4 separate regions of the Mus musculus genome follow, and all the other regions are linked to region 2. Evidence: chromatin loops called from intact Hi-C (ENCODE). Cell type or tissue: heart. All regions are shown on one strand. Region 1 holds the start of Gm26583 (a long non-coding RNA gene). Region 2 overlaps Mta1 (metastasis associated 1). Region 3 holds the start of Pacs2 (phosphofurin acidic cluster sorting protein 2). Region 4 overlaps 9230104M06Rik (a long non-coding RNA gene).

Region 1 (8,000 bases), 150 kb after region 2:
GAGGCCCCTTTTTTTCCTTTTTCTTTCTCTCTCTCTCTCTTTTAAAGATTTATTTATTATTATATCAAAGTAAACTGTAGCTGTCTTCAGATACCAGAAGAGGGTGTCAGATCTCATTACAGATGGTTGTGAGCCACCATGTGGTTGCTGGGATTTGAACTCAGGACCTTTGGAAGATTAGTCAGTGCTCTTAACCGCTGAGCCATCTCTCCAGCCCTATTCTGAGGCCCTTGAATATGCTAGGAGAATCAAGGCAAAGACTAGGGCCCAGCTCACAGAGCAATGAGGCATCTGCAGTGAATCAGGGCATGCTTTCTGGGCTTGTTGGGAGTCAGCAAGGGGCTGCTCAGCCAGTAGACAGTGAGTGTCATGGCTTAGCCATACTATTTGTAGTGCCCAGCAAGGAGCCAAGGCTGCCCCACAGGGCACACACCAGTCCCCCATCCCTGCAGGCAGCTGGGATAGATTGAAATGGTGTTTTCAGTTGGTGGGGTCTGTGAGGTGAGCAGTGGGGATGGGGCTGGGAGCTGGGCCAGGAGAACATCCACTGCTGTCCTTTGTTTTGCAGATTACGGCTGTGATGGTGATGAAGATGATGGCTACTGAGTGGAACTCAAGGCCAGGCAGCGTCCTGGTGCTGGACTCCAAGTGTATCTGTTTTATGGGTGTCAGATGGGCCCTGGGGCCACGGCTCATAGGAATGATTTCTGAGACTCTACCAGTCAAGCACTGCCCCACTTATTTGAAGCTCTCTTCCTGTGGCTACATTGTGGACCATTGTACTTACTATTGGGAATCATGTTTTGAGCAATGGAAGGGATATTTTTGCCCAGCAAGGGAAACTAGCTGTGTGTTTATGTGTAATGAAACATGGTCAGAGAGTAGCTGGGTCTGGATCCCACTTCGTGGCCTGGCCTGCTAGTGACTGTTTACCAGCAATCCCCAGGCAGGCACTGTGTCCTCCTGTCGTTAGGAAATTGAAGCACAAGGGCTTCAGTCAAGAAGTCCAGCCAGCTTAGCCTGCTGCCAGTGTTCTCTGCCCTGTCCTTCCCATCCTGGAGAGAGGTATTAAGCAAGAGACATGTGGCAGTTATTTCTCTATACTAGGCAACCATAGTCTGGGGTCTGTGCCTTTAACTTCACATCAGCTTCCTGCAGGCAGGATGCTTCCTACCGTTCCCGGTGTCCATTCATTGTCTTGAACTGCCCGGAGCATCTTAGGCCTCAGCCTCCTGCTTAGGACGAGTCCTTGTGGCTACCCAGTAGCGTCTTAGTGAGGTTTATCAGCAGCACCCAGGAAGTGAGACCAGCAGGCCATGTACACCTGTGTGCAGCTTCCTGTTGATGTCTAGCACAGTCTGTGTGGAGTTCTGGCCCTGCCCCATCAGTTAGAATGAACCTTTAGTCCTCCTGCACAGAACCCTCTGCCAAGAAGCCTGCAAGCTGTCTCCTGGGCCTCTTCACGAGAAGGTCTACAGAGTGCCCTCGGTGCAGTTAACTCCGGCCTCCCTTCCCTGGATGCAGCCTTGCATGCAGACCACTTGGCTTTCAGATCAGGAGGTGGGGCCAGGCCTGAGGTGGTGAGTTGTGGGGGCCAGGCCTGAGGTGGTGAGTTGTGGGGGCCAGGCCTGAGGTGGTGAGTTGTGGGGGCCAGGCCTGAGGTGGTGAGTTGTGGGGGCCAGGCCTGAGGTGGTGAGTTGTGGGGGCCAGGCCTGAGGTGGTGAGTTGTGGGGCCAGGCCTGAGGTGGTGAGTTGTGGGGGCCAGGCCTGAGGTGGTGAGTTGTGGGGGCCAGGCCTGAGGTGGTGAGTTGTGGGGGCCAGGCCTGAGGTGGTGAGTTGTGGCGGCTGCAGATGAGTGGATGGTCAGACAGGTAGGAAGTGATTGTGACGGAAAGACTGCACGATGCTTTGGGATTGTGTATGGGGATATGGAACCAGGCTCAAAGGCCCTTCCCAGAAGTGAGATCACAACTGTGGTAGGGGAGAACAGTTTTAGTATGTTTGTACGTTTTTATACAGCAGGACTTGCCTGTGGCATGGAGAGAGTACAGGGTGAGGGGTGGGAGGTGGGAGCTCAGGAAAAAGAACCAAGTGCCCTGGGAGGAGAAGTGGGAGGAGGCCTGCTCCCCAGCTGTGCCTTGTCTGCCCAGGAGCCAGCAGGAGGAAAGGTCTGGAAAATGGAGCAAGGGCCGGGAAGGCTGGAGCGCTCTTGTAAGGTAGTTAGATGAGTTGCTCACTACCACGGATAGAGTTAGAACACAGGGGTGTAGGGAGGTGGACAGTGCTGAGTGAGGACAGTCCGTAGGAGATAGGTGAGTAGCAAAGTGTGTGTGTGTGTGTGTGTGTGTGTGTGTGTGTGTGTGTGTGTCCTGAAATGTGGGACCTGGGTTGGGGAGAGCCGGGTGTTGAGGAGGAAGGGCCCAGTAGGGGGCAGCCGTGAAATGGGCAGGATGCTTCTGAGCTGAGGTCATAGCCTTGTGTGTGTCTATGAGCAGCACTAGTGTGAAGCTCAAGGAGCACTGGGTCTGGATGACCCCACTGTGCATGCAATTAGTCCATCTCTGCCTGCTTTTTCTGACTGGGGTTATCACAACAGAATCCTCCTGCCTGGGGTCTTCTCAGAGTGCAGAGCAGTGCCTCAGATAGCCTCCTGGGAAAAACTAGTCCTTACCACACTGGACCTTAGAAGAGGGAATTAGGAAATGAGGGAATCCATTGGATCCTGGATTCTAGACTGAGACTCTGTGTGGTATGCACACTTGAGTGCTGAGCAGACAGGATAGCTTATATCTCCCAGCCTCCTCTGCCTTCTGTCTTCCTGCCAGGAGGAGGGAGGTGCAGGGGACACTACATGTATGGTACACTATCCAAGTGTCTTGCCAGCCCCCTAAACTGAGGAACCTAGTACTTCATGGTTGCCACCATCCTCTGCAAACTGAGGATCACTGGGGCAATACAGTAGCAGTCAGCAAGGTTCCTGTAAACCTAGACATGTGAGGCTTGGCAGAGCGTGTTTCTGTCTTTAGAGGGAACTGGGCCACAGAATGAGAAGTTGCAGCCGTGCAAGGCTGTGAGGCACTGTTCCCACTTGGAGCTGTTCCCTCCTGAGCTATTGTACCCATTGAGAAGCCTGTCCAGCCTGCCCTGGACCTGGGTTCTCTGATCAGGTGCTTTGTCCTCTGTACACTACTGAGCAGGAGTGGAACAAGCCCTGTGTGGGGTGGGGTTGGGGCACTCCTTTTATACATAGTTAGAAGGTGGAGACTGAGGTTTGGCCACATCCTTTGCCCAGATACCTGTCTAGGACCAGGGGATGGATACACCTTGACAGTGTGAGAGAATACATGGAATGGGCATGGATCTAGCTGGATATATCTTTGCCTCTGTAATACCTCTAGATGGTAGGTACCCTACAAGAAACTCCAGAGACCAGGGAAGCAGGGCCTCAATGGTGTTAGTGAGGAAGTGGAGTAGTGGGGTACGTGCATCTTAGGATACCTGTTAGACCCAGAATTTCTCTCTGGCCTCCCTTCTAAGAGGTGTAGAGCAGGAGTTAAGTAAAGGGAGACTGTTTGGTACCTCATGGAGATTGCTTCCTGCATGATGGATAGCCTGGGTTCTAATTGCTCTCTTCTCAGCATAGAGCAGTAGAGCTCTGGGTGCTCAAGTGTGCACACCAGACAGGGTCCCAATCTAAAACCAATGGACTCCCTCTTTCTCTCTTTCCCTTTTCCAAGGCCAACTCAGGAGCTGTGGACAATGGACTTTTAGGCAGTAGCTGGAACTGGGTCTAGGGTGGTTTCTTGGGAGTCCTTCCAGTCTAGTGAGCCAAGCCTGGGCCAGCCCCTGGAAGACCTTGACTTTAGTGAAGAGATCCATCAGCCCCTAAACCCTATGGATTGCTATAACCTTAATTTGCTGTAGGCCCCCAACCCTGCAGCCCCACAGCCCCCTCCTCTGGGCCTATGCCAGAATCCTACCTAAGTCAGTGTAGCGGGGAGTGTCTGACTTCCTTAGCCCAAGTCTTAGGGTGTAACCCAAATCTTGGGCCTCTCTTGGGCACAGAAGAAACTTTGTGCTCGCTGGGACAAAACACCTGCTTGGCTTTTCCCCACCCAGTCTAGCCCATTTCAGTGACTGCTGGGGTGGGAGGCACCAAGGAAGCCTCCGCACGCACCCCAGAGTGAGGGGTGGCTGTACCCAGGTGACATACGTACACAATACAGGTTAGTGTTGCATATGGCTATGGTGCTGTCTGTTGAGGGTGCCCCCACTTTCACCTGTTGGGGCTTCCTTCCTGTCCTATTCTCTGCACCTCCTGAAGCTTGTGTGGCCCTCTGCACCCGCATCTGCATCCTCCAAGGGTGCAGGGGCCCATCCATGGGCAACAAACAGGCTAACTCAAAAAAGCCCTGTATAGCCCTGCCTGGGAGCACCCTAGAGGAGGTAGCGTGCTCCCAAGTTCCTAGAAACCTGCTTATCCCTGTCAGTGCTGGGGTTTTCATATGACCTATAAGGTGGTGTGCCTTATCCCGGAGGCAAGCGAGCAGGAATCTAGTCACTCATGAGAGTGTACACTTAAAACAGTAGCTGCTTGAGCCTCCCCTGGTGGTCTAGGCCTAGATGGAGTTTAATATTCAGTACCATTGCTTTGTGAGTCAGACCAGAGCCCACAGCTAACAAGCTTTTTTTAGCTTATACTGCCCTGGACCACTAAACACTGGGGGTGGGGTGGGCGTGGGGGTGACAGCTAGGCAGAAATGGGGAAGGCACAGTGAAATGAAGAAGGCAGACCCTGGCACTGAACCTCAGAGGTACAGGACTTACTGATACATCAGTTATTTGCAGTGAATTGATGTGATTGGCCACAAGCCTGGGCTTGCACCCTCTGGTGGCTGTGTGCAGTACTACTTTCTGAAGGCCCTTCACTCTTAACAGTCAGCACAGATCAAGGGTGCGGTCACTGCTTGGGCAGTGCAGCAGACTGGCCCCATCACTGCCTCACCCCTACCCTGCAGTCCCATAAATAGGGGGTACCCCGAACCAGCCAAGCTTAGTGGGAGGACTGGCGAAGATATGAGCTAGCACACAGCTCCCAGAGCAACAACACATGTTCAAGGCTTTTTTTTGTCCTCAGGTTGTTGCCCTACAGTCAGCACCCTCCAACACAGTGGTTTTCAACCTGTGGACAGAACTTTGGGGGTGAGACGACCCTTTCACAAGGGTCACCTGAGACCATCGGCAAATACAGATATTCATGATTCATAATTATAAAATTTACATAATTACAAAGTTACAACTATGTAGTATCAATGACTATAATGTCTGTCTGGGGGTCACCACAACATGAGAAATTGTATTAAAGGGTTGCAGCATGGGGAAGGTTGAGACCCAGTTCTCTAACCCTTATCTCTACCCTGTCACAGGACTCAGCCACTCTGCAAAAAGTACCCTTGCCTCTTAGGGGACATTGAGGTATCAAGTCAGCTTTAGGTACAATGGTTGGGGGGGGGGTGTCTCCATTCAGTGGAGAGTAAGCTCTGCAGATAAGGATCTCCAGCCCATTGTGGGTTTTAGGAAGGATTCTTGGATAGGGGGCTAAGCCCCCAACATGTTCCTGAGCTCTACCTAGTGAGGTAGGCCATGTCTCCTTGGTGGTCAGAGCCTGTGTCCGTACCCTGAGCCTGAAGGGCTGACTGACATCCCTAGGGTGCCTGAGCTGGAGCAGGTTGGCAATGGGTGGGGCTACACTTGGCACCTGAAGCCTCCCCAGGCCTTCAAAGTGGCCGTGGGCAGTGTTAATGGGCAGACTTTATGGTTTTCCTGTTGGGAGAGGAACCTAGCTCAGGGGAACTATTGTCCCCAAACAATGGGCCTGGCTAAGACCCATGAGAGCAGTGGCCCCAAACTGGTGAGACCCGTCTCAACCATCACCCACTTTTTAAATCCTCAACTTGACCTTGGATCCAGCTTGTCCTGAGCCTCATCCTGCCATACTCTCCTTCCTGCTGACCCTGGCCGGGGAGGAGCAAAGAGGAACTCCAAGCATCTCCAGGAGCTTTAGTGCATAATGCACCTTGTGCCCCAGCCCAACTCGAAGGCGGCAGAATAGAGAGGGTGTTAGCAGAGGCACCTGGGCAGCAAAGCTGAGCGCCCATGCTAGCCCTGCTGCTTAGGTGGAGGCCTGGCAGGCCCAGAGGCCCCAGCTTAGTCCAAGGTTGAAGTCTGGAGAGAAGGCCAAGTTAAACTTGGTGAGCTGAGGGCAGATAGACCTCCTGTTCCCAGCACAGTAGAAGTGAGGCTGTGCTAGACAGCCAGGCAGCAACTTGGTAGAGTAGCATGCCAGCCTTCCTCTGGGAATAACAGAATGGGCTGGAGAGCTGGGAGGTGCCCTCCACAAGCTCGGTGTGGGGTGGAGAAGGCAAGGGCTGCTTCCAAGTAAGGATCTGGACAGGGGCTCATAGAGATGTGGAGAAATGGGTTCTAGTACAGTTATGTTTAGGGGCTTACAAGGTGGACAGGGTTCTCTGAACAGAAAGATCCAGGATGTCTGGGTGATGGAGGCCCGTGCCTCTAATTCCAGCACTTGGGAGGCAGAGGCAGATGGATCTTATGAGTTCAAGACCAGCCTGGTCTACACAGCAAGTTCCAGAACAGCCAAGGCTACACGGAAAAACCATCTTGAAAGTAAATAAATAAAATAAATATCTAGGATGATGAGGTGGAATCAGGCTTACCAGCCCATGGGGGCTTCTGGGGATGTTCCTGGCAAATGTGCAAACTTTACCAGCTCATTGACAGTGACTCAGAATGAGAACTTGGAGTGAGCATTGTCACAAGCTCAGGCTGTACACAGCCATATTCAGGCCAGACGGGACACAGGTGTTACACCCCTTCCATCGTGCTTTGCTTTCTTTGGACTTTTTTAAGTTTTAGATTTATTTTATGTGAATGTTTTGCCTGCACACATGAATGTGTACCACATGCATACTCAGTGCTTGCAAAGATCAGAAGAGGGTATCCGATCCCTAGAACAAGAATTGCAGGTCGCTGTGAACCATCGTGTGGGTTCAGGGGAGTGAATCTGGCTCACTCTGCAAGAGCAAGTGCTCTCAACCTTGAGCCATCTCTCCAGCCTGTTGCTGTGATTTTAAAATGCTGAGCAAACCCACCTTGGGGGGAAGAAAAAGGTTCTTTTGGCTTACACATCCTGGTCACAGTCCATCATTGAAGGAAATCAGGGCAGGAACCGTGGAGGACCGCTGCTCACCATCCTGCTCTCCAAGGCTTGCTCAGCTTGCTTCCTTAGATAGCCCAGCACAGCTTTCCCAGATGGCATGGCCTGCAGTGAGCTGTGCCCTCCCACATCAAACAGCAAGAAGATGCCATGTAGACATACCCACAGGCCAAACGTGGGGACAATTCCTCAGTTAACATTGCTTCTTCCTAGGTGACTGGTTGTGTCAAGTTAGCAACCATCACACCTTCTCCACTGGCTCAGCAGGCAGAGGCAGGAAGCCCTAAGAGCTGGTTTGCAGCTCGTATAAATAAGGAACTTTGTGGTGAACACAAGGCCTCTGCAAAGGAGAGCAAGTTTCTTTCCCCTGTAGACAAAAAGCCCACTCAAACATCCTGTCTTTCCCCAGTTTGCCACCAGCCTTCTGGATGTTGGGGCCAAGGGCCTCTCCTCCCCAACTCCAGCTCCCATTTTTACACACAATCTTACAATACTGAGCTATGCTAAGCAAAGGGTGCACCTCAGTGAAGGAGGAGGGGCAGTCTGCCAGGAGCAGCATACCTTGGGCTACTGTTAACAGTCCACTAATGCTCAGAGATAAGCCCAGGGAATGGGAGCGCTCAGAGTGGAAAGGGCTGGGAGAGACATCCTGAGGCCCTAGAGTGGGAGTTATGTAGGAGTTACACTGGGACATCTTCCTAGAGCCAGGCCAAAACAGGGCACAAAAGTCTTACCCAGAAGAGACAGGTCTCATACTTGGGAT
Region 2 (8,000 bases):
GACATCTTACATTTCTACTCAAATGCTTTGCTGTGTCACAGGTCCAACAGCAACACAACTGACAGACTGAAACCTCAGAAACTGTCAGCCAAGATAAACTCTCTTCCTTGTAAACTGGTAGTCTCAAATTGTGAAAGCAGTAAAAAGTTGACTAACACAGGAGACCCATAGACCCATATACCTGAGGCTCTCTGGTACCCAGCACATCACAGGACACCCGTGAGATGGTTAACACACACACACACACACACACACACACACACACACAGGGCATTGCCAAGCACAGAGCTAACTACTGAAAGACCAGGCAGGATCAGGGGTTGGGACTTCCAGCTCTTCATCTGTGTGCTTGTGTCCTTTGTAATGGGGCAGCAAACAGGACAAGTGTTTACCCCTGCAAGCTGCTCCAACAAATTAACTGAACCTGAAGAGTGTCATGGGAGCCTTGATCCAAAGCTCTCAGTCAGGAGCACAGGCTACAGCCATGGATGCACAACTAGCCTGTGAAGTGTGGGGATCTGGTGGAACTGAGCCCCCCAGCTACAGGTCTGCGTGGTCTCCAGGCAGAGGGCATTAGAGCTCTATTTAATCACAGCATGCCCAACCAGTGGTCCATGGAGACCTGGATGGCTGCTTTGTGACAGCCCCACCCCATGTTTGATGGCAAAGCCTCAGTGGTCTGTTCTGTGCCTGGGAAGACAGGCTCCTCGGTGTGGCTCGGAACCAGCCACACTGGAGCTTCTGTGGCCATGTTCCAATAAAACTTTATTTATGGGTAAAGCAATTTGAATTTCATATAATCTCATGTCACAAAGTATTCTTGTGATTTTTTTCCCCCTCAACCACATAAAAATGTAAACGCCATTCTTAGATCGTGAGTCACACAAACCTAGGCAGTACCGTTTGCCAATGCAGTTTGCCAGTCTCCAAGAGGCCCTGCCATCAGCCAGGGTCATCCAAATCTCACTAACTTGTTTGCTTTGTAGAAATCAACAAGCCAGGGCCAGCAACTAAGAACACTCACAGTCAAACCCTACAACCTGACCTCATTTTCCCAGAAACCAGATGGTCGAAGGGAAAGAACAGGCTCCCCTAAGTTGTCCACATGTGTGCTTTGGCACGCATGCACATCCCACAACACACACACACACACACACACACACACACACCTGTGTTTTACATAAATAAATGTAAAATACTACACAGTAAAAAAAAATCAGCAACAGTCAGGGAAGTCGTCGAACACATCTTTAATCCTAGCACGGGAGGCAGAGGCAGAGGCAGGCAGATCTCTGAGTCTGAGGTTAACCTGATCTACACAGTGAGTTTCAGGATGACAAGGGCTACACAGAGAAACCCTGTCTCGAAAAACCAAAACCAAACCAGAAAGCCAGCCAACCAACCAACCAACCAACCAAGAGCAGGCTTGGTGACACGCTGCTCTATTCCAGTACTCCTAGGCAGAGGCAGGCAGGTCTCTGTGAGGTTGAGGCCTGGTCTACAAGAGAATTCAGGACAGCCAGGGCTACACAGCGAGAAATCAAACAAACAAAGCCCAACAAGGCTTTGACAGGGAAGCCAGGAACCAGGACAGAAGGCACTGTTCTGTAAAGAGCAAAGCTGGAGGGAGGGCTCGCACCAGCAAAATCCCTCCCAACACTACAGTAAGCTCCAGGCCAAGACTTGCACTGACAAAAGCTGCCAGATGATCACCGAACAACTGTACGGTCGGGTCGACCAACCCAATACCAGCATCCCACATCCTCACTGCTGTCAAGGTGACCCAGTGGGGAGAACTGGACACAAGCATTAAAGTACAAAGGCCCTTAACCCTCACAAAGAAACTAACAAGATGGACACCAAAGTCAAACGCAAACTTTTAAGGATTATGTAATAAAAAAGGATAAAGACTTTGTGATCTTGGGTTCTAAGAGACACGCACAAAGCACACAACCTCTGTCCTCTGAGGTCTGAAATGCAGAATATAAACCAACTCAAGGGGCTGGGGTATGGTGGAACAGCCCTTATCCAGTATAAGCAGACCCTTGGTTAGTCTTCCACATCACAAAATAATAAGATATATAAATAATCACCTCACAGTCCATGACAGTAAGAACACAATCCAATTTAAACACCAGGGAAAGGCCAGGCAATGGATGTTTACGCCTTTAATCCCAGTGCTAAGAGGCAGAGGCAGGTGAGTCAATCTCTGAATCCAAAGCCAGCCTGGTCAAACAGGGAGTTCCAGGACAATCAGGGACACTTAGAGTCTCTGTCTAAACACACACACACACACACACACACACACACACACACACACACACACACACAAACAAAAATCAAACAGCAGACCATGGTAGCCACTTAATCCCACACAGCAGAGGCATGAAGATTACCAGTACAGTGCACTAAATAGCAAGACCCAGTCTCAAAGAACCAAACAAACAGAACACACAGCAGGGAAAGGACAGCATACAGATGGCAATAAGAACTCATGAGAAGCGGACACCATTCACCAGGGAGCTCCAATTAAAACAGTAAGGGCACCCTGCACACCCGCCACACCACTGCAAGGCACACGAGTGTGGGTTCTGGTGCCTCTGGGCGGGGGTGGGGGGGGGGTGCGGGAAACAAGGGCTGTTAGCCAGACCAGGTGCCCTTGAACTCCTGAGCTCACTGTACAATCATACATTTTTACTCAGGAGAAGTAAGAACCCATGTCTGTTGTTTTTCACCTTGAAGTCCACATGAAGTTCATGGACTGGGGATTCACAGTGACACGCCCAGAGAGGAGCACTCCTCAGAAGAGAAAGCCAATCCAGAGTGGTAAAGCAGCCATCTTAAAGGATGGTCCCATCTATGAGACAGACACTCTGGGGTACAGAGTTCAGGAGTAGTTAAGAGAAGGGAGACTTCCCAGCAAAGAAGACTCAGAAATGTGTAGATTATGGGAATGTCCTAAATATCTGTAGTGACATTTGCCAAAAAGCACAGACCTAACTGGGTACGGTGCACACCTGCAGTCCTAGCACTTAGAAGGCTGAGGCAAGAGGATCAAATAAACTCAGGAGTTCAGGGGCAGCTGGCCTGGCTGGTGGGTGGGCGCCAGAGCCCACACCCCCTACTGTTACCATAGATACTGACCAAACATGGACTCTGTACTCCCAGTCAAAAGCCAAGGTCCCTATGGGTCCTTAGACCCCTCCCCCTCCCTTCTGACACAGAGGGTAGCAACATCTGCAACAGCATCAACCCTGCAGGGTCCATTCCCAGTTTACGGACAGACTGCTCAGAGGTGGATCCTGCGGGAGCCACATGCATGCTAAGGCCTCGGGTCTCCCATGCACTCCTCTTGCCTGACGACCTAGGCACTCCTGTAAGCTGAAGCCTCCACCTCTAGGGGCACTAGACTTCATCCTGGCCATCGTCCTGTCACCCAGCCAGCACCTGAGTCTTCTAGCTCAGCCTGGCCTCCACTCTACTTCAGAAGGCCTCTGGTAACATAGTCATGACCTTGGAGGGCAGCCAGTACAGGGAACGACCATCTCACTGGCCCCGCAAAATCTAAAATGGGGAAGAGGCCAAGACCCTACCTGCAAGAACAAATGACCAATAACCCCCAGCAGTGGCACCCAGTGTGCACAAGAAGCCAAACGGCCCAGGAAGGCCACACGGAGCCCCGGGGATGAACCAACAGATTGTTTTGGATTCTGCTGACCAATGAAAAATGGCCTTGTGGTTCATTTCCTAAGTGGGTGTGGGGTACACTGAGAACTCCCCTACCATACGAGTAACCCACACCTTGCCTCTGACCCTGGTTCTTCAGGATATCACACGCTACCCCTGCACACAGCAGACTTGCCTGTGAACCTCCTGAACTGCAGCAGCACCCTGCAGTTGTGGACCCTAAATATGAACCTTAGAGTCTCCCTAGATCTCAGGAGCAGACCCTGACTCCCAAGTCCTGAAGGCCCCTGGGGGGGGGGGGGTGAAGTGGAATAGCCGGGGGTGGAGCACACACAAAGACTTTAGGCCACCAGGGCCCTGTGGGCACAGCAGGGGCTGAGGGCAGGACACTGGGTAACAGGTTCCCTAAGTGGCTGTAAGTAGATCAGATCTGCTCAGGACCACATCTGACATTATCTTATATGCTAATGTCCAGAGCCAGAGCCTTTCCCAGGTCCCCTCCCATAAAAGCAATCCCAGCAGCCCTCCTCCACACGCCCGCTGATATGAGGTCCACAAAGACTTTGCCTAGTGCCGTTAAGGGAGCCCCACTGCATCACTCTCTGTGGGCACCCTGGGGAACTCTATAAAGGCCCAGAAGCAAGGAAAGATGCTTTCTGCGTGTGACCTTAAATGTCCTGAGAACACAGGTTTGAAGCAGAGTGCATGCTGGGACAGGACAAGGATGAGGAGCAACTGGCCGGCCCCAGTCAGGCAGGACCAAGCTTGATGTCTGGCCAGGAGTACCCAGGTGTTCAGTAGTGCCAACCAGGGACAGAGGGGCCTATGCCTGTCCCAGGAACTCACCCTGGCATCCCTTATGCCACGTCCGAGTGAAATCCTGCTTCATGGGGCACCAGGACCCTGCTCAGGGACAGTCAGTCGTGGAGGTCCCTGCAGGTCGGCGCCAGTACAGAGGGAAGCTTCGTGTTCTGGGATTTAACCACGAGAGCTGCTTCTCTGGACCATTTACTTCTGTTTTAGTTGTTGCTAATACGGGAGTTTAATGCTAAAATGTTCCTTCTCAAAATAATTCAGAAAGCCAATAGCAGACACACAACCCACCTCTGGCCCCACAAGGGGGCAGGCTAGCCACGCTTAGTAGGCTAAACAGGATGGGGAGGCCTCTGCCCGGCAGCCTTCAGCACAGATGATGGCTCAATGGCTTCAGAGGCTGAGAGGTCCCATGCTGCTCCACAGACAGGCTGCAGCCTTGGGCCTGGCCTACTTCTACAACTGCTAAAGATGCAGGCTTAAGGTCAAAACTTGTGGGCTTTTCCTTACAAGTGCTGTGGCAAAGAACTGGGCAGAGCCCAGAAGCCTCCACCGGGCTCCTCAAATTGGCACATTGCTCACAGTATAGGTATTCCCTCACAACTCTAGAATTTTCAATCATGGGAATATTTTAGTCCAAAAGTTTCAATTGGCCAGGCCATGGTGGCACATGCCTTTAATACCAGCACTCCAACCACCCTTCCTGTTTAGCATGGCTCCTAATGACTTGGCCCCTGCTTCCTGACTCTAGGCAAGTATATCCCTGAGTTCTGGGCCAGCCTGGTCTACAGAGTGAGTGCCGGGACAGTCAGAGCTACACAGAGAAATCCTGTCTCAAAACACCAAAATAAGGACAGGAGAGACGGCTCAGCGGTTAAGAGCACTGACTGCCCTTCCAGAGGTCCTGAGTTCAAATCCCAGCAACCACGTGGTGGCTCTCACAACCATCTGTAATGGGATCTGATGCCCTCTTCTGGTGTGTCTGAAGACAGCTAGCTACACTGTACTCATACATAAGATATATAATTCTAGAAAAAAATTAAAAAAAACCCTACTGAAGCAGAAAACAAAAGTGTCTATTACCAGGATTAAATACAAATGATGATATAAATGAAAACCCAAGGTAGGAAACCAAGAGGCTGGCTCTGGGCATAGGAAACACCACACAAGTCAGGGCAGGGGCAGCTGTGATGTGTCTGTGGCCTGCAGGCTGTTGCTTCCTGTAACGTTCCACAAGCACAAAGCCACTCAAAAGAATACGGGTTAAACTTCTCGCGGTGAGAGGAAAAAAATACTGCAAAGGGAATGGCCATAGCCCTTCAATTAAAGACAAAAAGCTCCCACGTAGCCAGGTGGAGGTGGTGCACGCCTTTAATCCCAGCACTTGGGAGGCAGAGGCAGGTGGATTTCTGAGTTTGAGGCCAGCCTGGTCTACAAAGTGAGTTCCAAAAAAACCAAAAGAAAAAAAAAAAAAAAAAAGCTCCCACGTAGAAGCAGCTGTGACGTGGGGAGACTCAAAGCAATCTCTGTTCCTCTGTTCAAAAATGCCACCTAATTTTACAACAGACACACAGGTAAGAAACACAGGTGCCTGCCCTAGGATGTCCTCAGCCTTAATCCAAGCTCTCAGTAGGGACAGCCTCTCAAACCCTCACCCAACACCCACCCCTGCTCTCAGGCGCTGGCAGGAGCCTGGCAAGCCCACCTCTTAAGATGCAGTCTATCTTTCCACCCTGGCTGACCTCTTGGCCCAAGTGTTCTGGGGCTCCTGCAACCTCCTCCCCCATACTTTCACCGGCCTAACCCACCCTAACACGTCTTCCAGACAAGCTTGCCAGGGAGTACAGGACGCCCAAACATTGTGCTGCAAATCCCAATCTTTCCTGTCCACATGCCTTCACAGTTGGGACACTGGGGCAAGGCAGTTTTCCTGAAACTTAAACCTGACACGTGTGCCAAGAAGGGGGTGGGGTGGGGGCAGAGATACCCCAACCTAGGTCTCCACCAGCCACTATTCAGAACACATTTCCCAGGGGGCCAGAGCCCAGACAACAGACTGAACCAAGGCCTGCTCAGGGAGCCACAGTGTGTCCTCTCTCATCTGGGGGCCTGAGAATCTGGCAAGCAGTGACTGGGGCAGGAAGCCAACAGCCACCACCCAGAGCACCATTGCAAGGCCGTGCTGGGGCTCCCAGGATGGCACTAGAGTTCCCTATCCAAAAAGTCCTTTAGGGGCTGACCCTTCACCTGCCATGGATACCCTCTGGGGACCACTACCCTGCAAAGCACTACAGGCAATACAGATGGTACCCCAGACCACGCTTGGCAGCCAACATATACATAGGAACACAGACCTATCCCTACTCCTTAGTCATACATACTTGCTTGACACACAGGCTCAGGGTCCAGCCACCTATCCTCATGGGGCCTCAGACACTCCAGGATACCAGCTATGTCCTGGAGGAGCAGATATAGGACACAGGATGAAAACAGGGATGGATCTCTAGCCACGCCGTGGGGAAACAGGTACAGATGAGCCAGTCTAGGACCTCACCAGATTGCTAGGGCCTTGGCTATAGCCCCTCCGCCAGGCAGGCAGCTGTGGGACTCTTGGAAACGGGCTGAGACCTCAGTGCCCTGCAGACCACCTTCCACGCTCTCACCACCTCCCACTGCCTGAGTCAGATGCAGGAGCCCAGACCTTCACTCTTTTGCTATTTATTCATGCTATTTATTCATTTCTTCAGCATATGACATGCCATCATGGGCCAGAAACCATGAGAACCAGGAGGGGTGGGGGGTGGAGGTGGCCCAGGGGTCAGGGTCATACAGGAGTGGTGATGGGTGTTTCAGGGTGGTCTTCCACTCCAGCACACTCTCAGCAGAGCCCAGTTTTGCTAGTGGGGGAAGAGATTCATCCACATTTAGTCTGTGACCAGGAGGAGGGGCTCCAAGTCCAGATAGAGAGCAGGGTCAGGGACCAGGATAATGGGAGCCTTTCACGGGCAAAGGAGAACCTCTGAAATGAGGGAACTAGAGGTAGAACCCGAGGAAGCAGCAGCCATATCAGCAGGAACCATGGTGAACAGGAAGGGGGATCCTTGCAAAAATGGTTCACTGGGCAGAATAAGGGGCAACACCTGGAAGGGGGCCCCCTGGGGAGCCAGGAGCTAGCCTCTGCCCTGGAAAGCAGGCCAGTAAGCCTATAGCATCCAGTGACCTGGCCCACTCCCTCTGGGGCTGGCAAGGCTGAATCCTCACAGACCAGCCCCTCCTCATATGACCCCAGGCTGTATGACCTGTGGCAGGTCCTGGCAGAGAGCAAAGGTGTGAGATCAGGGATTCCCTGAGAGGCCCCTGCTGTGGGAGGCCTGCTGTGGGAGGATGAGCCATCCGTGTGGAGATAGCTGCACCCCTGTGCCCCAAGCCACAGAACTGAGCTGGCTGGGTCCCGCTGGTGTGAGATGGAAGGAAATGACCTAGGCACTCAGGGGTCGGGG
Region 3 (8,000 bases), 89 kb after region 2:
TTGGAGCCAGTGGAGCTCAGGAGAATGCACGGGCAAAGCCCATCTGAAGCCACAGTCACAATTAACCCAGCCAGTGGCAAAGCCAGACACAGAGAACATTCACACCCTTGAAGTTTCTAAGACAGGACAGAGAAGCAAATAAAACACTGGGCTTTACCAAAATCAAAACCCCTGCTCAGAGCTGGGCACACACATGTACCTGTGGTCCCAGCCACTCAGGAAGCTGAGGCAGGAGAGTCACTTGAGTTCAGGAGGCCAGTCTGAGCAGCATAGTGAGACCAGTGTCAAGTGAAATCACAGAGTGCACCCATGAAGAGCAGAAACACTGGCAATGAGCATCCACTTCCACCGCATGAAGGACACTTCAGCTTAATGAGGAAAACAGATCCTTCTCAGCAAAAACCAGGAGCCAGCCTCCAATTCAGAAATGCAGCCACTCGTGGAAAAACTCTTGGTACGACACATCTCCAAAAAGAGTCTAAGAAAATCTTACCACACTGCCCAGGACCATTCGGGGAGCAGACGACTGGGCCTTCACCTTAAACTGGAGCTTGCTTATGAAATTGTACGTACCAACCCCCCTCCACTGCTGCTATCAGCCACCCAGGTCCACAATGAGCCCTGTGACAATAGTAACCAAATGACAGCCTGAAACTACAAAGAATCCAAAGTCCACATCCAATGTAGGTTCATTTGTACAAGGGAGTACTATGTAACAACAAAAAGGAAAGTCTCTTGACAAAAAAGCACGGGATGCATCAAAGGCGGCCTCATTCCTTCCATGTGGCTCTCTGGGGAGAAGACTGTGTGAGAATCCATAGCTGGTGGAGGACCAAAGAAGGATGGGAGCTGTTTTCTGGGATGATAGAGATGTCTGCGCCTTCCACAAACACACACCTACAATGGTGTGTACTCAGACCACACTGCTGCCCAGATACTAAGAGTCCCACCTTTCCTGAAGTAAGCCAAAGATAGAGACTAGAGGTCAGCAGCGGTAAGAACAGAGGCTTGTGAACAATATTAAGCAGGTGCCCAGAGATTGGAAAATGTGTTAGTAAGCGTCAGCTAGAAAAGAATTCAAGTGGGAAGTACAAAGGTCCACAGAGCTAAAGACTCGGGCAAGGGCTCTGGAATCCCAGCAGTAGGGCACGGGCAAGATGCTGGCTGTCCCCAGCAGCACGGTGCACCACGCTGCTGAGGCAAGGTGAACTCAGCAACACTGCTGGGTCACCACTGACTATCAGGAGTTGGGTCCTCCCTCCCACCAGCCCCAGGATGCCTAGCACCCAGCTCTCCACAGGACAGAGAGCTGTCTCATCGCCTCCGGGAGGGAAAGAAGGAGAACTGAAACTCAAGCAAATGAGGAGAAAGGATACCACCCCCACCTCAGCACCCCTATACGCCAGGGCAACCCTGACAGATACAGGCAATTAATTGAAGGGGGCATCTCAACAGCTGAAGGTGAGAAAAGAAAGATTACTATCCCCTATAGAATAAGGTGAGAAAAGATTACTATCCCCTATAGAATTTGCTAAGACTCAAGTAGGGAAAAAGGAGAAAGAAAAATTGGCAAAAGACACGACTGAATTTCACTAACAAGGAAATACAAATGGTCTAGATTCATAATCAGAGAAACTCAAACTAAAACCACAGCACTGTTTCACACCCACCAGCCTGGCAAGAACGCAAGACAGTGAGGATTCTCGCCCTGATGATGGGGGCTGGAGCTGGCACAACTGTTTTAGGAAGCAACCGAATAGTAACACCAAGCGAACACACACCCACACCCCTAAATCCTCCTACTTGACAAAACGTGATCAAGGCAGTCCTGTCTGCCTCAGGGACAGGCATGCACACAGGAGATTCATAAGAAAACCTTCTCTGCGGTGGCCATGGCAGAGCTGTAGCCAGGTAAAACCTGACAACACCCCGCAGCAGAAATCCAGGTGTTATCACTCTGAGGAGTGTATGCAGCAATCAATGTGCGTCAGCCACCAGCACAGCCGTAGCTCGGGAAAGACAACCAAAGCCAGCAGGGAACCAGGGAACCAGGGAACACAATCCTGATCCTGTCTGCAGCGAGTGCCCAAAGCACAGCACTGCACAGCAAGTGGCCAGAGGGTGTGTGCTGAGGGTGAGTGCTGAGTGCTGAATGCTGAGTGCGAGTGCTGAGAGAGAGTGCTGAGGGTGAGTGCTGAGTGCTGAGGGTGAGTCTGACTGAGTGCTGAATGCTGAGTGCGAGTGCTGAGAGAGAGTGCTGAGGGTGAGTGCTGAGTGCTGAGGGTGAGTCTGACTGAGTGCTGAATGCTGAGTGCGAGTGCTGAGAGAGAGTGCTGAGTGTTGACTGAGTGCTGAGGATGAGTGCTGAAGGTGAGTGCTGACTGAGTGCTGAGGGTGAGTGCTGAGTGCTGACTGAGTGCAGAAGGTGTGTGCTAAGTCCTGAGGGTGAGCACCTCTGGCAGCAGAGCAGAGGAGGACACAGGTCAGAAAACATGCAACACTGTCCTGACACTCTATACTTTAACACACAGAACATCTGCTCCACCTGACCAAGGTCCTCACCCCTCCAGAGAAAGTCTCTGTCCAGCCCAACACCCAGAGCACCCCAACACCTGCTGCTGCTCACCCCTTTCACATCTTCCTCTCTGTGTAAGCCTGTCCTCCACCAGCCTTCCCTGACCCCTACCTTCTCCTGTGGAAAAAGGATCTTCAAGAACACAGACCACAGCAGGCACGGTGCGCATGCCTATAATCCCTGTACACAGGAGGCAGAGGCAGGAGGACTGAGAGCTCAAGGCCACCCTGGGTTACAAAAACAAGTTCAAGGCCATTCATGACTACAAAGCAAAACCCTGTCTCAAAAGAAAAAAAAAATCGTCCACCTTTAAAGGAAATGGCCTCTCTCCCTTTCCTTACTAGGTTTAGGCTCCAGTCTTAGGTGAGTGTGCTACCTGTATCTGCGGTTCTAACTCTAAAAGAAGTTCAAGTGTGTGTTGGGGATGTGGATCACAAGAGCATAGGAGTTCAAACAGCCTCAGTGTTTCTGAAAAAGAAGGAAGGGGGAACAGAAGAGGGAGGGAGAAAGAGAAAGGCTGACTGGTGTATGGGGTGGGGGGCATGGGGACCCTTGGCTCTCATTAAGGGAACTCAGAGACTGCTAAAGGAATTCAAGGGCCAGTGTGAAGTCTCAGGGCAATGCTGTAGAGAGCCAGAATTAAGTGTGGAGATCAGTTCATCTCTCCCTCCCCCCACCCTGCTTTAGGGGCCTGGGAGATGCTCCCACTGAGGCAAAAGCTGACCCTCAGGTCTCAGTCCTCCAGATGCCCCTCAGATCCATCCTTCCTTTCCCAAAGCCACAGACAGACCCAGAGGGCCTTGTGCATTCTAGAAGGGTAAAACCACTATCTAGTGGCCTCTGTACCCCCAACACCACACTCAGAGGCCTGCTGAAAGAACACAGAAAGTTCCCCTTCTCCTTCCTAGCATCTCTCTACTCAGATCCCCCTCCAGGGCACACTGTCCAAGTTCTGTGCCTGGAAGGCTCTTTGGTGATAAGGCCACTTTCCCTGACTCCCCAGAGGGAAGCCTGGAGCGCCCTCAACCTGGTGTCTAGAGTTCCTCTTTTCTCTCACTAGCTGAAGCTCCCGAGTAGGAGCCAAGTCAAGAAATCACAAAAGTTTCAAGCTGGGCACTAGAATGGGAAGCTGTAGTCCACACAGAGATGGGTGGCCACAGTGTCCGCCCAGCGGGTAAATTTTGTCTAACCCTTTCCACGGGGCGAGGAGGAGGTCGCCTACCCAGGGGAGAAAGACCAGGCTTGTGCAACGGCAAAATTAACAGCTCCAAGCAAAGAGTACAACGGTCTCGGGAGCTCTCGTCACAACGCCGGACACAAGGCCGACAGGTGAAGAGAGCGCAGACCTCACCCGCAGGGTAGATGGAGAGGAGACAGCGGCGTGTCCCGGGAGCCTCAGGCCCAGGCCTCTGGGGTGTGACAGTGCCGCTGCACGCCGGAGGAGAGCTGTGGCACTAGCCGAGAGCTCCACCGCCTGAGGTCCGCTGCGCAGCCCGGCCCGGGACGCAGGTGTCAAGGTGCGGGCAGAGCACCGGCCGGGCGAGCCACAGGCCCGCTGCCCCGCCCCGGCCCTCGCCTTGCAGTCACCCGCGCGCGCTCGGGGGCGCGGGGTCCCGGCCCGCAGGCAGGTGCGCGCGGACAAAGCGCAGCACGGGGGCGTACCTGGGCACGCAGCTGGGGCTGGAGCCGTCCACCTCCCAGGTGGCAAACAGGTTCATGGGCACCGGAGTGTTGAGCGCTCCGGGCGCGCCGGGCAGGCCGAGGCGGCCCCGCTCGGCCATGGCGCCGGCCCCGCCGTCCCTCGGCGGCCTGGGGCTGCGCCGGGCCGCGGGAGCGCGGCGGGCGGGCGGGCCGGGCGCGCGGAGGGCGGCGGCGCGGTCACATGGCGCCGGCGGGCGGCGGGAGTCCGGCAGGCCCGCGGGCGGTGTCCAGGCTGCGCCCGCGCCCCGCCCCCTGCCGCACCGCGCCGCCTATTGGTCGACGGGGCAGGGCTCGCGCGGCGCACCCAATCACCGCCCACCGGAAGTGAGGCGCGCGCCCCAGGGCGTCTCCGGCGCCCAGCCGCGGGAGCGAGCGCGCGCGGCGGCGCACAGGCTGTGCCCCTCTCAGGGACTCAGGCGAGCGACGTGATGGCTGCGGGAGTGACCAGGTCTACGAACCCCTCACGCTCCCTGCGGCGGACCGCGGGCCTAGGGACGTGACCATGTATCCCGGTGACTCTCATCCGGTTGCCATCCTGCGTGTCCCCGCACAGGCCCCTAAGGCCTGGCTCTCGCACTCTGTAGGCCCCACCCACCCTTATTCCTTGAGGAGTTTCAGCCACCATCTGTCCTCCCTAGCTGCCCCATCCAGCAACCTCCGCCCATCCAGCCTCCTCCTATATTCAGCAGTGCTTTATTTATTTATTTTTAAGTTTTTCTCAAGAGCATCTCAAATATTTGGTACAGGGTGCATTCTCCCTTGCTCGCAGTGAACTTGGGCCAATAGGAGGGGCGGGTGGCCGATCAGACTGCAGGGCCCAGTAGGCAGGGGATTCCAGGCATGGCCTGGAGAAGGCCGGCTAGGCTCTGGGCCTCAGGAAGAAGCTCTCAGTGGCAGATGTCCCTCCCCCTCTTTTTGGCTGTCTTTGGTCAAAGTCAACAAATTTAGGGAAAAGCTTTTCTGGCATGTCTTGTTTCTTTGTATCCACGGCTTTACACAATTGCCTTTCTCCCGCTAGGTTCCATGTCTTATTATCTTCTAGTAAGCTTATTGAAACAATTCTAACTCAAATCAATCTGACCTGGCTGTCCCTCCTTGCCCTTCAGGTTTACCCAATAGTCCTGTTTTCTGCCTTTCTTCCCAGGAAGGCATTGTGGGGGTGGTCCCTCCTCTGCTATGACACCCCAACCCCTTGCCATCTACATTTGGAGCTCCTCTGCCAGAGGCAGCCTCCTGCTGTAACTCCAGGATGGGAGCTGCAAACAGCTGCAGCTGCTTAAAGCCAGAGTCTGCTTTGAAGAGAACAAGGGGACCTGTGTTTTCCTCATGTTCCTCACTCGCTGGGGTGGTAAAACAAAGTCCAGAGGGTCTGTCAGTCTGTGGCCAGCTGAAATGAATATTGTCTGACATTGCAGCCCTATTGGGGCCAGTAGTAAGGCTTGTACCTAGGAAACCAGAGGCTGTGTTCACCGAGCTTCATCAGCCTTGGTGGACAGGCTGCCTTTGATTGGAAGCAAAAGACAAGCATCCACTGACCTCAGCAATTGGCAGACAGCGCTGGGGACAGACCAAGGGTGCATTTGCAGGCAGAAGAATGGGCTGTCTGATGAGTTGTGTCTGTGTGCGCCAGGCAGGCATTGCAGCCAGGGTCAAGGGAGGAAATAAGAGTGACCAAGCTGTGCATACCGGGGCATGGCACCAGTGGCCTTGGTTGAGCTGTGCCATCTTGTACTGGACACCATTGTAGGTTCTCAATGAATATGACATATATCTGCCCAGCCTCACTTTAGATGGAAGGAAAGTGAGACACATGCTGTCTGCACTTTCTAAGGGAAGGGGGGGGCTGTTAAGGTAGGTCATGGGGACGGGTTAGTGGTGACCAGTGTTTTCCAAGTGACTAGATAGCAGTTTGAATCTGTTTCACCTGTTATTTGGATCTTTGGCCTCTGTATTTGAAAATAATGGCTGTCTCCATTCTCTTTTTGTAAACTGTAGGTCCTAAGACAACTTCCTTAAAAGCCAGGAAATGTGTCTTCCTGTGAACTAGGTGTGATGTGACTCCTACCCTTCTACATTTGTAGCATTCCCCTACCATGTTTCCTTTAAAATGGGAACTTAGTTCAGGATGAGCCTCGGTGGGCAACCGGGGTGACCGGGGAGAGGGCCCAAGGAGGGAGACCTCCGGAGCCCTGTAGTCCCAAGTCAGCACACATAAACCATGGTTAAGACCTGAAAACAAGCTGTCTGTTCAGCAGCAGGACACTTGTTTGTTGGGAGGAATTAAATTTGGGGTTCCAGAAAAGGCCTCGGGCATTGGCAGGAAGTAGAGGTTTTAGCCAGCTTCCTAACAGACCCACAGATTTTGACTGGGTTCCCCTCAGCCTGCACACTGGGAATCTGAGCTTCCTGGCTGATGTTCCAGACCATGCATTCCTTGGAAACTACTCATCTGCTTAGCTTGAGTTTAAATGATAATGAACCTGGCATGAGGATGTGATACAGCTGTGTAGGCATGACATGGCCCATGCCTGAAGGAGCTCCCACAGAGTCCAGGGACCTTGCAATGAGTCCAAGGCACAGGAACCACTGGGACTCCAGGCCTCTGCCCATGCTAGGGGCACACTAAATAGATACTCATGTGTATCTATTTAGTGAAGGAGCTCTGGTGGGCACTAGGCACCGAGCCTTCTGCTGTTCTCTGGTCCATCCTCCTTTGCACTGTTAACTTTGGGCTCCAGTCCATCTGATGAGTTGCCAAGACCCCGGGTGGCTTGTGGCTCTGTGTTAACATAGTTCATATCCTGCATCCCTGTCAGCCTTGCTGTCGCAGAGGCAGGGTTTCAGAGTCAGCTCAGGCCTGTATAGCTGAGCCACTATCAAGGAGGCAGAAACAGAAATTTCACACATGGAAGATACGCTGGTCACATGAAGTGTGGGTCACGCATGCCTACTTCAGGGAAAGGAATGTTGTGTCCAGGAACCCAAGTAACCTTCAGAAGCCAAGTGGGTGTGCAAGTGGGTGAGCAAGTGGGTGTGCAAGGAGAGGCTGTGAGCAGCAGCAAGGCTCATGGCAGAGCACCAGACCCTGGGTCCTTCTGAGCTGAATACAGTGTTGCAGACATGGTCTACAAAAGTGAAACAGGACTGTAGATGTTATCGAGGGTGCTGGGGTTCTCTTGTAATGCTCTTAGTCTCAGTAATAAAGGAATTCAGAGGGGCTGGTGAGCTGGCTCAATGGTTATGAGTACTGACTGCTCTTCCAGAGGTCCTGAGTTCAATTCCCAGCAACCACATGGTGGCTCTCAACCATCTGTAATAGAATCTGATGCCCTCTTCTGGTGTGTCTGAAGAGAGCAATGGTGTGCTCATCTATACAAAATAAATAAATCTAAAAGAAAGAAAGAAACTCAAAAACGATCTTATTAGCCTTTAAGAGAAAACATAGTACAGGTTAGATTAAAAATCCTGGCAACCACCAAGAAGACATGAAAAAGGCCTGGCTTTTAAGCTAGACATGGAGTAGAAATAACTTACTAAGACAGGAAAGAAGATGGCTGGAAGAAAGGCTCAGCTATAAGAGTGCTTGCTGCTCTTGCAGAGGACAGTTCCTTTCCCAACATCCATGTCCAGCTCCATCAGGATCCAACACTGTCTTCTTGTCTCTGCACACATGCACACATGAATACACACATGCATACTCACAAACACACACACACGTGCATAA
Region 4 (8,000 bases), 98 kb after region 2:
AGCCACAACATTAGCCCCAGGTAGCTGCAGTCCAGGAGCCCAAATGTTCTCAGCCTGATCACTTTTGGGTGACTGAAAGGCCTAGGTGAGACAGCTTAGAATGAAACCAACAGAAGCAGGGCAGTGGCGGTGCATGCCTTTAATCCCACTCAGGAGGCAGAGGCAGGCAGATCTCAAGTTTGAGACCAACCTAATATACAAAGCAAGTTCCAGGAAAGCCTGGACTACACAGAGAAAAACCTTGTCTTAAAAGAAAAAAGAAAAGAAAGAGAAAGGAAAAGAAAAGGCCTGGATCTGTGTTCTGCTACTTCTGCTTACCAGCTTGTGTCTTCACAGTCTCTCTGCTAGACCCAAGGTCACAGGGATGGTAGTTCTGAGTGCTTCTATGCAGGCCCTTTGGGAATTTTTACATTTAGATCATGTGATCTTTATAATGTATTGCCTTCTTTTGAGGGTGAACAATAGGTAATAGCTTTGTTGGTGAACAATAGGTTTCTGAACACACATGAAGACTGGGGGAGGCAAGTGCAGTCTGCCTTGGTATTGGAGGCCCAGAGTGAACTGAAAGGAGCAAGCAGGGAACAGGAGACTCAGCCCAGGCCCAACCTACCATGCAGGTACCCTCTCCAGCCTTCCTCCTCCCCTTTCCTTCCCCAACTCTCTCTAAGGCCTCACTCTGTAGCCCAGTCTGGCCTAGAGCTTCAGATTCTCTGTCCCCATTCCCCCTCCCACACACTACTGGGATTACAGGTGCGTGCTGCCATGCCTGGATTTCACCTTCTTTGTCTACAAGTCCACATTCTTTTGCTTTTCTTTTGAAATCTGGATTGGGGTCCATATACAATGTTTGACACTTGTCAGGAAGCCACAAACCCTCAATCCTTGATGTTTTCTGGACTGGAGGTACAGTAGCTTTCTCACATCCCACAATCTGGATGAACTGTAACCAACCTACTTTGCCCTCTGTCTGTGGGCATTTAGACTAGCATCATGTTTGTGCTACATTAGCCCATGTCATTCAAATCTTTAAAACAGGAGGAGACAATGTTGCCATTGTGGGCAGAATTTAATAAGCCAATGAAATGCAAGGGGAACACCTGGAAAAATGATGAAACTAGTCAAAGTTAACAGCATTCAGAGTCATAAGATAGTCAGGAGGAGTCTCTGCCCCTAACCCTCAAACAATGACTCAAATGCTTTGCATACATAGTGTGTTGTAAGTCAGGCTGCTGTAAGAAAATGCCATAGGGGTTGAGAAGTTGCTGCATGGTTAAGAGCGCTGTTTGCTCTTGAAGAAGACCTGGGTTCGATTCCCAGAACCCACAAAACATCTTTCAACCATCTGCAACTACAGCTAAGGGAATCAGACAGCCTCTTCTGGACTCTTTTGGTACCAGACATAAACGTGGTGTGTAAACATACAAGCAGGCACAATACCCATACACATTAAGTTCTCCGTCTCTGTCTCTCTGTGTCTCTTTGTCTCTCTTGTGTTTGTTTGTTTTTGTTGTTTTTTGTTTTGTTTTCTGAGACAGGGTCTCTCTGTGTAACCCTGTCTATCCAAGAACTCACTCTGTAGACCAGGTTGAATTCACTCTGAAGACCAGGTTGGCCTCAAATGCAGAGATCCAACTGCCCCTGCCTCCTGAGTGTTGGGATTAAAGGTGTCTGCTACCACTGTCCAGCAAGTTTTCTCAAGAAGTTTAAGAACACAACATAAGGGGCTGGAGAGATGGCTCAGCGGCTAAGAGCACTGACTGCTCCTCCAGAGATCCTAAGTTCAAATCCCAGCAACCACATGGTGGCTCACAACCATCTGTAATGAGTTCTGATTACCTCTTCTGGTGTGTCTAAAGACAGCTACATTATACTCATATAAATAAAAATAAATAAATCTTAAAAAAAAAAAGAACACACCATAAACTGACTGGTTGATAAGAGAAATGTGCTGCCCACAGTGCTGGAGGCTGAGGTGTCTAAGATCAAAGAGAGCTCCTCCCTGATTCATAGAACTTTCTCACTGCATTTTCCCATGTGATGAGAAAACTAGCTTTCCAGGGCCCTCTCCTATGAGCATTCAGTGATCCCAACCATGAGGTCGCCTCAGCAACAGTTAGTGGGCCCCAGGGTCTGTCTTCCAACTTGGCTGAGTACCCCTGGAAGGGAAAGCAGCTTCCCTGGCTTCTCCCTGGCATCTGCAGGGAGCCTGTGCCTAGGTTCCAGTGGATCCTGGAACGAGTAGGGAGCAACACCCACCACTCAGTCTCTGTGGGGAGACTGAGAGAGTACTCAGCACTCCCAGGCACACCTGTAGAACTACAAGGGCAGCAGAAAAGTCTGATGGTGTCGGGAGTTCACCTAGAAGAACGGCAATACCATTGCACCTCTTGAAACTGCCTTGACTCTTAAACTCTGCATAGTCAGCATTCTCTAGAGGCACATAACCAGTGTGATCAGCCACACACAGAAGTGAGCCACACACAGAAGTGTGCGCACACACATGCACACACACACAGACACACACATGCACGCACACAAGCAAGTATGAGAATTTAAGTCAGCTTAAAATAGTATCACTTAGCCGGGCATGGTGGTGCACGCCTTTAATCCCAGCACTCGGGAGGCAGAGGCAGGTGGATTTCTGAGTTTGAGGCCAGCCTGGTCTACAAAGTGAGTTCCAGGACAGCCAGGGCTACACAAAGAAACCCTGTCTCGAAAAACAAAACAAAAAAACAAAAACAAAAACAAAAAATTGGTATCACTTAGCAGAGCCATACCTGAGAGCTGAGACCCAGGTAGTTGTTCCATGAGGCTGGGTGCTTCAATATTGGGAGTAATTCCACAATGGCTGTCTCTCACTGGGGACAGTCCACAACGTGGGTGTCTTATCAACCCCAGTCCTTAGTCCAAGATGAAAGCTTGTTCTGATGTCAGAGAGGGAACCCGAAGCAGCCACAACAGGGCAGATTAACTCAGCTGCACCAGGGAAGGCCAAGGGGGAAGAGCCAGATGGCCTACCTTCCTTCTGAAGCCCTTTGTTTCCCGGCTGCCACCTGAAGGTGCTGCCCACGTGTGTCTTCCCACCTCAGTCAAAGCAGCCAGGACAGGTCTTCAGGTGTGGCTCCCTAGTTTGTGTCGAATTGACATTAAACAAACAAACATCCTACACCCACTGCTCCTCATCATGAACTAAGATGCTAAAACTTAGATGCTAGAGCTAAGAGAGGCTAGAACTCAGCCAGACAGTGCTGCTCTCGGAGAGGCTAGCAGGGACAGTGCCATTTCTACTGCTACACTGAAGAAAGGCAGAGGCATCTTCCAGTGTGTCTGGTAGGAAGTCAGCAACTAAGACCTCAAGATCTGAGAACAGACAACCCAGGGTTGTTACATAGTGAGACCCTGTCTCAAAAACAAACAGCAAAAACTATAGAAAGTAGAAAATGTAATCCTACTCAGCTTAAAAAAGAAAGCAAATATGTAAATGTGTGTATGTGAAAGTATCTATCAATACATGATTATGTGTGCCAAATACATTTTTCTCAAAAATACTGACGCACAGGAATTCAAGCTGCCATAAGAAAATATAAACTGTGCTAGGAGAGCATTACCTCTGTGCTCCGAATGCAATCGGTTCTGTTGCTTTCCTTTCTCTTCTCGTCTTTCATGGCTTTTAACTCCAGTGAAGAATATTGAGATGGGAACAAAGGATGCTCTGAGTCAAGCCAGCTGTGGAGCTCTGGTGCTGCACACCTTTAATCCCAGCACTCCAGAGGCAGAGGCATTCAGATCGCTATGAGTTCAGGGCTAACCTGATCTATAGAGCAAGTTCCAAGCCAGTCAGAGTTACATCACACGAATCTGTCTCAGAAAAATAAAAGCATGTCTTGTGGCAGATAAATCAGGATAGGCTGTGGCTGAGCCGCTGACAGGGGTGAGCTAGGTGCCCTGGAAAAATAAGCCAAGGGCAGCCCCAGCACTTCCCCCGTACCAGCCAAGCACCATCAGTATGGAAACATACACTCACTTAGTAGGTGATATCCTTACAACCCTGGGAAACCATTCACATCTGTCAGACAATGGAAAATACAAGTGACAAAATATTTACAAAGAATGAAATAGGCTTTTGTTTTCTTTGTAAATCACGATGCCCACCTCAATTGCCCATGTGATGAAGGTGAATGCAGAGCAAAGGCCAGCCTGCAGCTCTCCCCATGATCTCAATTCACCCAGAGGCGGGCGCCACCTCCTGGGTTACTCTGCTCAGGAGTGTGGGCTCCCTCATCCTTCACCTTAGGATGGCAGAGCTGCCCTCTTCTGGTTGGTAGCTACCTTGGGCATTTGCACATAGTCTGTGGCATTGCAGGTTTGTGTGGTATTTCAAAGGGAGAGCTTATGGAGGGGTATGTCTGATAACTGGGAAATGACAGATCAGCCATGACATATTTACCCACTGGACATGCAAGGGAGCTCTCCGTGTTGCTCTCCAGGAACAGTCACGGTAGGCGATGGTGTGAAAAGCCAAGGATTAAAGCTGTCGAGCAGGCATCATCCTCTTACCTTATTTTATGTCTTTTTTTTTTTTTTTTTTTTTTTTTTTTGAGACAGGTTTCTCTATGTGCTCTTGGCTGTTCTGGAAGTCATTGTGTGCAGACCAGGCTGGCCTCAAATGCACAGAGATCTGCCTGCTTCTGCCTCCCAAGTGCTGAGATTAAAGGTATGAGACACCATGACTGTTAACTTACTGATCACATTTAACCTAGGCTTAAGAATAGGAGGGAAGACCAGACGGAGTGGCACACAACTTTGATTCTAACACTCAGGGGAGTCAGGGGCAAGATATCGGGACTTCAAGGCAAGTCTGCCCCCCCCCAAAAGAATCCGAGGGACCTTTGGGTTTAAATTATAATGCTCCATGCTCCTTAGTGTTTCTCACAGTAGAAATAGTGATGCAAACACATATGTAGAATATGGGAAAATACCAAGGTCCTAATACAGAGAACAGCCAATGACAGTCATAAAAGACACAATACCCCTGACAGCACACAGGTGTTCAATCCTGTTTCATCAGAGTGAGTGAAAGGATAGCTTTTCTGTAGGGTTATTTTATTTTGTTAACGAAAATGATCCTTCTGCTCTGAAAGCAACAATTTAACTGCTTCTTGAAATAGGGTCATACGTTTGACCCTAGGTCTGTATGTCGCTGAGGCAGCTTTAAGTCCGTGATCCTCTCGATTGCTGGGATTACAGGTCTGAGCCAGTATCTCTACTTGATGCGGTCACACTGAGCCCTGGGATTTAACAGGAATTGGGGACTTTCAGATTATCGCAGGCCAGATGGAGTGGGCTCTCAGTGTCAGGTTGTATCCTGGAGCAAGCAGAAATGTGGGAGAGACTCTGGAGTGAAAGAGTATCCAAGCCTTTTTAAAAAGAATGCGGGGAGCTTGAAAGAGCCTCCAGCCACAGGCCAAGAGGCTGCAGGAAAGGTCATCTCCTTTTTTCCTGGAGTGTGTGTGCCAGGTGGGCAAGGGCCACTGGGAAGACATATTTGGCAGGGATATGGTAAACTGGGGAGGGACAGGCGAGAGCGCTAAAAAACAAAAAACAAACAAACAAACAAACAAACAAAAAACAGTTCAGGTTTGGAAAATGAGAGACATCAAGTGAAAAAGATGGAAGGAACACAAAACAAGGCAGACAAAGTCGCCTATGGATTTGGGATGTAGGAAAACTCATTTAAATTATGTTGTTGCCGGGACTGCTGAGGCACCCCATGTCATGTTTCCCAGCTCACTCTGACGGGTTACTGCAGTAGCAGGGCATGCACTGGAGACACCTGAGGGGCAGCTTCCCTTTCTCACTGGAAACCTCAAGAAGCGACTCCTGTGCATTCACCCAGGGTGATCACTCCACCCGCAGCAACCTAGTGTTAATGCCATATTTAAGCCCCAAAGCCGGCTGGATGCTTGAGGAACAGGTCCACCTGGTGCACTGATGGCCACAGAGCCACCGAGGCACCGAGCACATCACTTCCAGCTGGTTTGTTACGGCTCACTGGGCTCCTGGAAGACCTGAGCATTCACTATGAACTGCCCCTGCCCTGTTCATGTTTGAAGAGGTGACCTTTAGAGAGGTGATTATGGTAGCAGGAGGTCATTAGGAAAGGTGCTAATCTACTGTCCTATGGCTGTGTCCTTAAAAAGAACCGAAGATGAGGAGACAGACTGACAGACACACACAGAGTACCCTTTGAGGCAGAAGGCAAGGCCTCAGGAGCAAAGACCTTGTTCATACCTTGACTTCCAGCCTTTAGATCACAAAAGTAGAATTTTTGCAGGGCAGTGGTGGCACATGCCTTTAATCCCAGCACTTGGGAGGCAGAGGCAGGCAGATTTCTGAGTTCGAGGCCAGACTGGTCTACAGAGTGAGTTCCAGGACAGCCAGAGCTACACAGAGAAACCCTGTCCAGGAAAACCAAAAAAAAAAAAAAAAAAAGGTTTAATTTCTTTTTCATGTATATAGTATTCTGTCTGCATATATACCTGCACGCCAGAAGAGGGCACCAGATCTCATTATAGATGATTGTAGCTGGGAATTGAACTCAGGACCTTTTGGAAGAGCAGCCAGTGCTCTTAACCTCTGAGCCATCTCTCCAGCTCCAAGAGTAGACAAAGTCAAGTCGCTGAGTCTGGGGCACTTTGTTCTGGTAGTCCCAGCAAACAAATATTCTACAAGTTTTATTGAAACAGAAAAAGAATTGAACTCAAGGAAATGTGTGTGCTGGGACTGTTTTGTGGCAAGGGCTTGACTATGTCATACAAACTTGGGAATGGAAGGACGCAAGGCTAATGAGTGGATTGGGTAAAGCAGTGGTATAGCAGAATCCATAGCAGAATCTGTGCAGAGCAAAGGGGTTTAACACAGGCACTCTCTTCTCTTTGTGGTACGCCTAATACTTCTCCATGATGAAGCATTTGGGGGTACCCCCAGCTCTGAGCTATGTTTTCTCTCTACACAATGGCATTCATGAGTGATAAGCTCACCTTTTCATGTTTATCCCCTGCAGAGCAAGATATTCTTGCTCTTTAAGACTCAGATTGGGTGAGCCTTTTTCAAGATAGAATGGCAGGGAAGCATCCCCAGGCCCTCCAAAGAAGATAGGGCTCCACCTGGTTCCTCTGTAGGGGCTGAAGAACTTGCTGCTCTTCCCTTCTTAGCACTTGTCTTACTGCAATGTACATTGGGGTCACTGAGAAGGGACAAGGCTCAGGGGCATCTGTGAGGAGGTCTGAAGGACCCTGGTCCTCCACCTTGGGACTCTGACCATGGTTATCTCCTAAAGACACCAACTGTATAGGGAACCAGGAGCTCCTGTGAGTGCTTCACTCTGGGTTTCTGGAGTATTGCTTTGTTTTTGTTTTTTTTCCGGACATACCATTGGCTGTCCTGGACCTTTTGAGGCATTCAATGACATGTTGATTTGGGATCCCTTGGGGTGACTCGAGAGCACAGGAACTGTGCAGCACTCCAAATCCTTCAATTCCTTCATTTGCCATTTGACTTTAATATGTATTGTGCACATGATGGTGAGAGGGTACATGTGTGGAGGTCAAAAGAGAATTTTGTGGAGTAAATTCTCTCAGTCCGCCTTTACCAGAGTTCTTGGGATTGAACTCAAGCAAGGCAGACAGATTTGCTTGGCATTTACTTGACGAGCAATCTCACCAACCCTTCCTTTGCTATGTTTTGAGGAGATCCCTCCCAAGTTCTGTTTGTTTGTTTGTGACAGGGTTACTCTATGTATAAAACAGAGTCCTGGCTGGCCTCTAATTCACAGAGATTCACCTGCCCCTACCTCTGGAGTGCTGGGACTAAAGGTGTGCACCAACACAATCGGCTTTTTCCAAGTTGTTGTTCTTGTTCTTCTTCTAAATTGTGTTGATAACGCTGGTTTTGCAAGCTGATCAGAAGTCTGCATATTTACAATGCTTCCCTCTTAGTTT

Evidence for each region. Hi-C counts contacts between places; a loop is a spot of excess contacts. Peaks named below come from ENCODE experiments on the same cell type or tissue, not always from the same donor. Only the 100,000 strongest peaks of a DNase experiment are listed, where the experiment ranks them.
Region 1: a loop joins it to region 2, with 2.2 times the contacts of the local background. A loop is called at or near these places in 2 of 42 quality-filtered maps.
Region 3: a loop joins it to region 2, with 3 times the contacts of the local background. A loop is called at or near these places in 14 of 42 quality-filtered maps.
Region 4: a loop joins it to region 2, with 4 times the contacts of the local background. A loop is called at or near these places in 14 of 42 quality-filtered maps.

Annotation. Positions count from the first base shown.
Region 1 is chr12:112,952,927-112,960,926 of GRCm38, reverse strand. Brf1 (BRF1, RNA polymerase III transcription initiation factor 90 kDa subunit) reads left to right here. Exons shown (of 18, transcript NM_028193.3): 18 at 569-1,065. The coding sequence ends at 606. It overlaps Gm26583 (a long non-coding RNA gene), which reads left to right and starts at 6,638. Exons shown (of 2, transcript XR_381995.2): 1 at 6,638-8,000. In heart, CTCF peaks have their summits at 2,453 (motif pointing right) and 4,902 (motif pointing left); DNase peaks (open chromatin) are centred at 2,437 and 4,906; H3K27ac peaks cover 1,379 bases.
Region 2 is chr12:113,099,492-113,107,491 of GRCm38, reverse strand. All of the region lies in intron 1 of Mta1 (metastasis associated 1), which reads right to left. Among named protein-coding and RNA genes, the nearest start is that of Mta1, 5.2 kb to the right of the region's middle. In heart, CTCF peaks have their summits at 3,381 and 4,802 (motif pointing right); DNase peaks (open chromatin) are centred at 3,431, 4,891, 6,661 and 7,871; H3K4me3 peaks cover 1,039 bases; H3K27ac peaks cover 3,121 bases.
Region 3 is chr12:113,010,920-113,018,919 of GRCm38, reverse strand. It overlaps Pacs2 (phosphofurin acidic cluster sorting protein 2), which reads right to left and starts at 4,412. Exons shown (of 24, transcript NM_001081170.1): 1 at 4,238-4,412. The coding sequence starts at 4,356. In heart, a CTCF peak has its summit at 3,594; DNase peaks (open chromatin) are centred at 3,629, 4,619, 5,779, 6,889 and 3 weaker places; H3K4me3 peaks cover 2,734 bases; H3K27ac peaks cover 2,788 bases.
Region 4 is chr12:113,001,470-113,009,469 of GRCm38, reverse strand. 9230104M06Rik (a long non-coding RNA gene) reads right to left here. Exons shown (of 3, transcript XR_001780729.2): 3 at 4,989-5,288. Among named protein-coding and RNA genes, the nearest start is that of 9230104M06Rik, 4.7 kb to the right of the region's middle. In heart, CTCF peaks have their summits at 4,283 (motif pointing left) and 6,562 (motif pointing right); a DNase peak (open chromatin) is centred at 4,259; H3K4me3 peaks cover 177 bases; H3K27ac peaks cover 397 bases.